Linked DNA regions of Homo sapiens: region 2 is linked to region 1. Evidence: chromatin loops called from intact Hi-C (ENCODE). Cell type or tissue: heart left ventricle. All regions are shown on one strand. Each heading gives the region's core, and the rest is flanking DNA. Links, peaks and the distances in the headings are about the cores only.

What was found. Hi-C counts contacts between places; a loop is a spot of excess contacts. Peaks named below come from ENCODE experiments on the same cell type or tissue, not always from the same donor. Only the 100,000 strongest peaks of a DNase experiment are listed, where the experiment ranks them.
Region 2: it touches region 1 in a loop (9-fold over the local background); 2 of 110 quality-filtered maps call a loop at or near these places.

What each region holds. Positions count from the first base shown.
Region 1 is chrX:154,050,169-154,053,071 of GRCh38, forward strand. The region is part of intron 1 of MECP2 (methyl-CpG binding protein 2); the gene reads right to left. Among named protein-coding and RNA genes, the nearest start is that of MIR718, 32 kb to the left of the region's middle. In heart left ventricle, for the core only: a CTCF peak has its summit at 1,230 (motif pointing left); no DNase peak of the experiment used is centred there; H3K27ac peaks cover 237 bases.
Region 2 is chrX:154,124,640-154,127,542 of GRCh38, forward strand. No RefSeq gene overlaps it. Among named protein-coding and RNA genes, the nearest start is that of OPN1LW, 18 kb to the right of the region's middle. In heart left ventricle, for the core only: no CTCF peak of the experiment used is centred there; a DNase peak (open chromatin) is centred at 1,202.

The DNA of each region.
Region 1 (2,903 bases), core at 195-2,694:
GGCATCAAACAGTGGTTGACACTGCAAGCTGGGAAGACAGTAAGTCCTCATCATAGGCAGAGCTAAGTTAGAACTCCGTGGGTGGAGTTCCAGAGATGACCAACTCCAGGATACGACCATGGGAATGAGTGGCAGAAGAGACAGGGAAGGAGCCAGGCACTAGGAGGGCGGCCTACATGCGTGTGTGTGCTGGAGTCAGGAACTGGCACGGAATCCTCAATAAGAGGACTGACTGGGGCAGTGAGCAAGCCCACAATCAGGGGTCTGTGGGCCGAGAGGCTGTGTCACAGTCCCCCTATGCCATGCCTGGAGGCACATGGGATCAGAGACCTCTGAGGACTTGGCAGGAGGCACAGGCGTGGAGAGGCAGGGCCTAACCCAGGTGTGTGTGTCGCGGGGGGGAGGGGGGCGGTGGTTAGGCAGGGCTCTTTGGGGAAGAGATACCTGACAGGGTCTTCAAGGATAAGCACGACAAGGCAAGGCCACAGGGGAAGGAAAGGAGAAGAGAAGGGGACTTGGGCAGGGGAGCCAATGACAAAGGCCAGGAGTGCAAGAAACATGGTACCTGGGAGGAACTACAAGCAGTCCTGGACTGCTGAGGGCTATGTCCATAAGAAAAGCAGCAGCAACAGAAGGGGCCACAAAGAGAAGCAGGAGCCACATGAGGGGCCCTGATGTCACTCAAACACAGGGTGCCACTCTTGGGTTTAAAGCAGGGGAATGAGATTGATGATAGGGATTGTGTGGAAGATAGAGAGGTGGAGGAAAGATCATAAGTTATCATGGGAGTCCCAGAGCAAGATGAGGGATTGAACCAGGACAGCGGTAGAAGGGATGACAGAAGACAAAAGAGGGACAAACAGTTAAAGGAACAATTTGTGGGACTTGGTGGCTCCCTTGGATGTGGGCAGTGAAGGGCAGGGGCCTGTTGGGTTTCCAGCTTGGGTGACTGGTATGGCTATCAACTGTGACAGAAAACAGTGGACATGGCATTTGTCTATTTGGTCTTCTGATCTACCTTATCTTGAAGGAGACAGGGGTGGTAGGGCGCCCAGTGGGTTGAGAAGAATGGAAGGGAGAAAGAGGGCAGAAATCTCTCAAATGTTTTGCACAGTAAAATCTGACTAAAATGCACACACGCCCCACAAGCCTTTTTCTTTTTTTTTCCCCCCAAGAAGCAAAACAAGTTTTATTTCCATAGTAGTTCCTTTTAGTGCTCTCTGTCGCCACCTAATGGATGGCCTGGTGGAAGAGGCTCAAGAGGTAGCAGCCTAGCCTATTCCACGGCAGAGGAATCAAACTCACCCAGGCAGGGAGAACGGGACTGCACCTGGGTGGGGGAGGACCAAAAGAAGCCCAGCTGCTTCTGGAAGATCATTGGGAGTCTCTTCTGGAAGACCAGGGGCTCTTGGAGCTAAAATAGACGTTCGTTCATTAATAATACCTACTTCAACAACTTAAGATCATGTTCAGCGGATGCACATCAACCTTGACTTGTCTGTGCTCCCCAAATCAATATGCCTCAATATTGAGGCATATTGAGGGAACAATCTGTAGATATTCATGAAATTGTCTGGTGGGACAAAAATTGTGGGGCACTTGAGCCTAGCTGAACTCAGTTTTAAGTTCTAGCATTTAACACACCACCTCTAAGTTTACGTGTACTTTATGAGTGCAGGAATGCAACAAAAAAATCTAGTGTAAAGTCCTGGCCCTCAGGGCAAAGCAAGGGAACTACAACTCTTGCTGCGAACTGCCTTCCTCCCACAGATGTGGCACATTCACAAATCACATTCATTGAACAAGAAATGGAACAAGTGCCACACCAGAGGTGACAAGAAGAGGGGACCATACAATAATAGGTAACTTCCCTGTCACACGAGACTGCTTGGAGACAAGGATACAGAGCCCAGCATAGGAGATGGGACAAAATGATGAGGGTCAAGGACCACACCTGGTTTAACTCCCAGTGAAGAGTTTTAGCCAGTAAAGAGCTGCAAGAAGGAAATCACACACCACGAAGAGGCCACTAAGATAAACGCTTGAATCTGATTAAGTTTTCACCTGAAAAGTGTGGGTAAGGACAAGCCTGCCTTGTTGGGTAGTACAGATTCAGTGAATGAGCCCTCAGATCCTGCTGGATCCCGTGATCAGATAAACAGCAGCTTCTCAGGAACCACTGCATGTGAGGTTAGGGTGAGGGGAGGGACCCGATGGAGATCTAATCCCAGGGGTTTGGTCACAGGGGCTGGCGAATGAGAGGTGGAGACCGGGAACATACGCCACTTTTTTTTTTTTTTTTTTTTTTTTTGAGACGGGGTCTCACTGTGTCACCCAGGCTGGAGTGCAGTGGCACCATCTTGGCTCACTGCAACCTCCGCCCCCCAGGTTCAAGCGATTCTCCTGCCTCAGCCACCCAAGTAGCTGGGATTACAGGCGCCTGCCACTGCGCCTGGCTAGTTTTTCTATTTTTAGTAGAGACGGGGTTTCACCATCTCGGCCAGGCTGGTTTTGAACTCCTGACCTCGTGATCCACCCACCTCGGCCTCCCACAGTGCGGGGATTACAGGCGTGAGCCACTGCGCCCGGCCAGCCACTCTTTTTTTTTGAGATGGAGTTTCGCTCTTGTTGGCCGGGCTGGAATGCAATGGCACGATCTCGGCTCACTGCACCCTCCATCTCCCAGGTTCAAGTGATTCTCCTGGCTCAGCCTCCCAAGTAGCTGGGATTACAGGCATGCGCCACCACGCCCAGCTAATTTTGTATTTTTAGTAGGGACGGGATTTCTCCATGTTGGTCAGGCTGGTCTTGAACTCCTGACCTCAGGTGATCCACCTGCCTTGGCCTCCCAAAGTGCTGGGATTACAGGCATGAGCCACCAGGCCCAGCCTAAGCCACTCTTT
Region 2 (2,903 bases), core at 183-2,682, 74 kb after region 1:
CTGGCCAACATGGCAAAACTGGGTCTCTACCAAAGATACAAAAATTATCCGGGCATGGTGGGGTGCACCTGTAGTCCCAGCTACTCAGGAGGCTGAGGCAAGAGAATCGCTTGAACCCGGGAGGCGGAGGTTGCAGTGAGCCGAGATTGCACCAGTGCACCCAAGCCTGGGCAACAGAGAAAGACTCTGTCTCAAAATAAATAAATAAATAAATAAATATTGCAATGGGAAAAGAGAAAAATAAATCATAGAATTTTGGGATATTACACTTTAACAAGTTAAATCAAAACATTTATAAATAGCCATATAAAACCAACCATATAAAACCAGGCTATTAGTAAAAATCTAAATGGTCGTCCTGCTTCCTAAATGTACTCTTTCTCTCAAAAAGTTTTTGGATGAGAGAACATGGAAAACTGGGGATTTTTCCTCCACTGTTACAATGTCCTGCTTGCTCAGTCACAGGATAAGAAACAAGGAAACGCATATTGCTATCAGGCCCAAATTGAACAGTCATGAAGAAGCTTCAGGAATCTCTACTGTGTTAAATACACTTACTAATATTGAAAGGGCTTTATCAACACAGAAGATAGAGAGAGAGGCAGAACAGCATGGCCAAATAGAAGCCTCCAGTGATCATCCCCACTGCGGGAACACCAAATTGAACAACTAGCCACACAAAAAAGCACTTTCCTAATATCCAAAAATCAGGTGAGCGATCACAGGACCTGGTTGAACTTCACATCACTGAAAGAGGCCGTGACAAGGGTAGGAAGGACAGTCTTGAATCACTCCCCGCCCCGCGCCCCAGCCTCAGCCCCGGCACCCCCCACCCCCAGCCCCCGCTCCGCAGCAGCCTCGTGGTGCAGAGAGAGAAGCTGTACACTTGGGGGAGGGAGGGCACGGTGACTGTGGGGCTTTGCGTCGGAACTCAGCGCTGCTGCCGTGTCCCAGCAGAAAGCAACACGGGGCAGAAGTTAGCGGGCGCCCACGAAGGGAGGATTTACATCAGCCCTAGCCGGAGAGGAATCGCCCATCTTCAGCGGATGGAGCCTGAGCTCCAGCAAAGCCTCACCACTGCGGCCTAAAGTATTCAGGGGCCTGAAATATACTTGAAAGGCAGTCTAGGCAACAAGGACGGCAAGTCCCGGGCAAGTCCTGCTGCTGGACTGGGCTCGGAGCCAGCGGACTTGGGGTACAAGCGACTTAGTGAGATAGCAGCCGGGGTAGCTCGGGCCATGCTTACACCTCCCCTCCCCCAAGGCCAGGCAGTGCCGCTCACAGCTCCAGGAGCCCCTCCTTCCTCTTGCTTGAGGAGAGGACACGGAAAAGTGGGGAGGACATTGTCTTGTGTCTTGGATACCAGCTCAACCACAGTAAGATGGGGCACTGGTCAGAGTCGTGAGGCCCCCATTCCAGGCCCTAGCTCCCAGACGACATTTCTAGACACCCTCGGCCGGAAGGGAAGAGAAGGACCCAGTCCTAGCGGGACTCATCACCTGCTGACTGAAGGGCTCTTGGGCACTGAGGAACCAGCAGCCATACCCAGGCCGTACTTGCTGCAGGCCTCGGCTGACACTCAGAGCCGTGCGGGCCCAGCACACTCCCAGCTGCGGTGGCCACAGGCAGAGACCCCTTCGGTTTGAGGAAAAGGGAGGGAAGAGTAAAGGGGACTTTGTCTCGCAGCTTGGGTACCAGCTCGACCACAGCGGAGTAGTGCACCAAGTGGGCTCCTGGGGTCCCCAGTTCCAGTTCCAGGCCTGGGCTCCTGACCTGCCCTAGGGCTAGAGGGGATCCCACTGCCCTGAAGAGAGAGGCTCAGGCATGGCAGCATATTCACCACAAGCTGACTGAGGGCCGTTGGTCCTCGAGTGAACACGAGCGATAGTCTGGCAGTACTCCCCGTGGGCCTGGGGCAGTGGTGGCTGTGGGGTGAGGGTTCTCTGCCTGTGGAAAAGGGAGGCAAGAGTGGGAAGGCCTGTGTCTCGCAGCTTGGGTGCCAGCTTAGCCACAGTAGAATACAGCACCAACTAGATTCCTAAGACTCCCAACTACAGGCACTGGCTCCCAAATGGCATCTCTGTATCCGCCCAGGACTGGGGGGAACTCGCCACCCTGGAGGGGACGACACTGGCCTGGCTGCCTTTGCCACCTGCAAGAACCACAGGGTTACTCGGCTTGGGGTGCCCCCTAAAGCAGATACAGCTGCAGTGACCAAACACTTAGATCCCAAAGGTTAAGGATAAAGAAAGGATCCCAAAAGCAGCAAGAGAAAAGAAACAAATAACATGCAATGGAGGCCGCTGACTTCTCAGTGGAAACCTGACAGGCCAGGAGAGAGTGGCATGACATATTTAAAGTGCTGAAGGAAAAAAAGCTTACCCTAGAATAGTATAACTGGCAAAAATATTCTTCAAACACAAAAGAGAAATAAAGACTTTGCCAGACAAACAAAAGCTGATGGATTTCATCGGTCCCAAACCTGTCCTACAAGAAATGCTAATGGGAGCAGTTCAATCTAAAAGAAAAGGATGTTAATGAGCAATAAGAAATCACTTGAAGGTATAAAATTCAGTGGTAATAGTAAGTACATAAAAAACACAAAACGCTATAACACTGTAACTATGGCATGTTAAGTCCCAGCTACTTGGGAGGCTGAAGTGGGAGGATCAGTCAAGCCCAAGAGTTTGAGGCTGCAGTAAGCCATGTGTGTACCACTGTGCTCCAGCCTGGGTGATGGAATGGGATTCTGTCTCAAAAACAAAACAAAACAAAATGGGGCCTGGCGCAGTGGTTCACGCCTGTAATCCCAGGACTTTGGGAGGCCGAGTCAGGAGGATCATCTGAGGTCAGGATTTCGAGAGCAGCTTGACCAACATGGTGAAACCCCATCTCTACCAAAA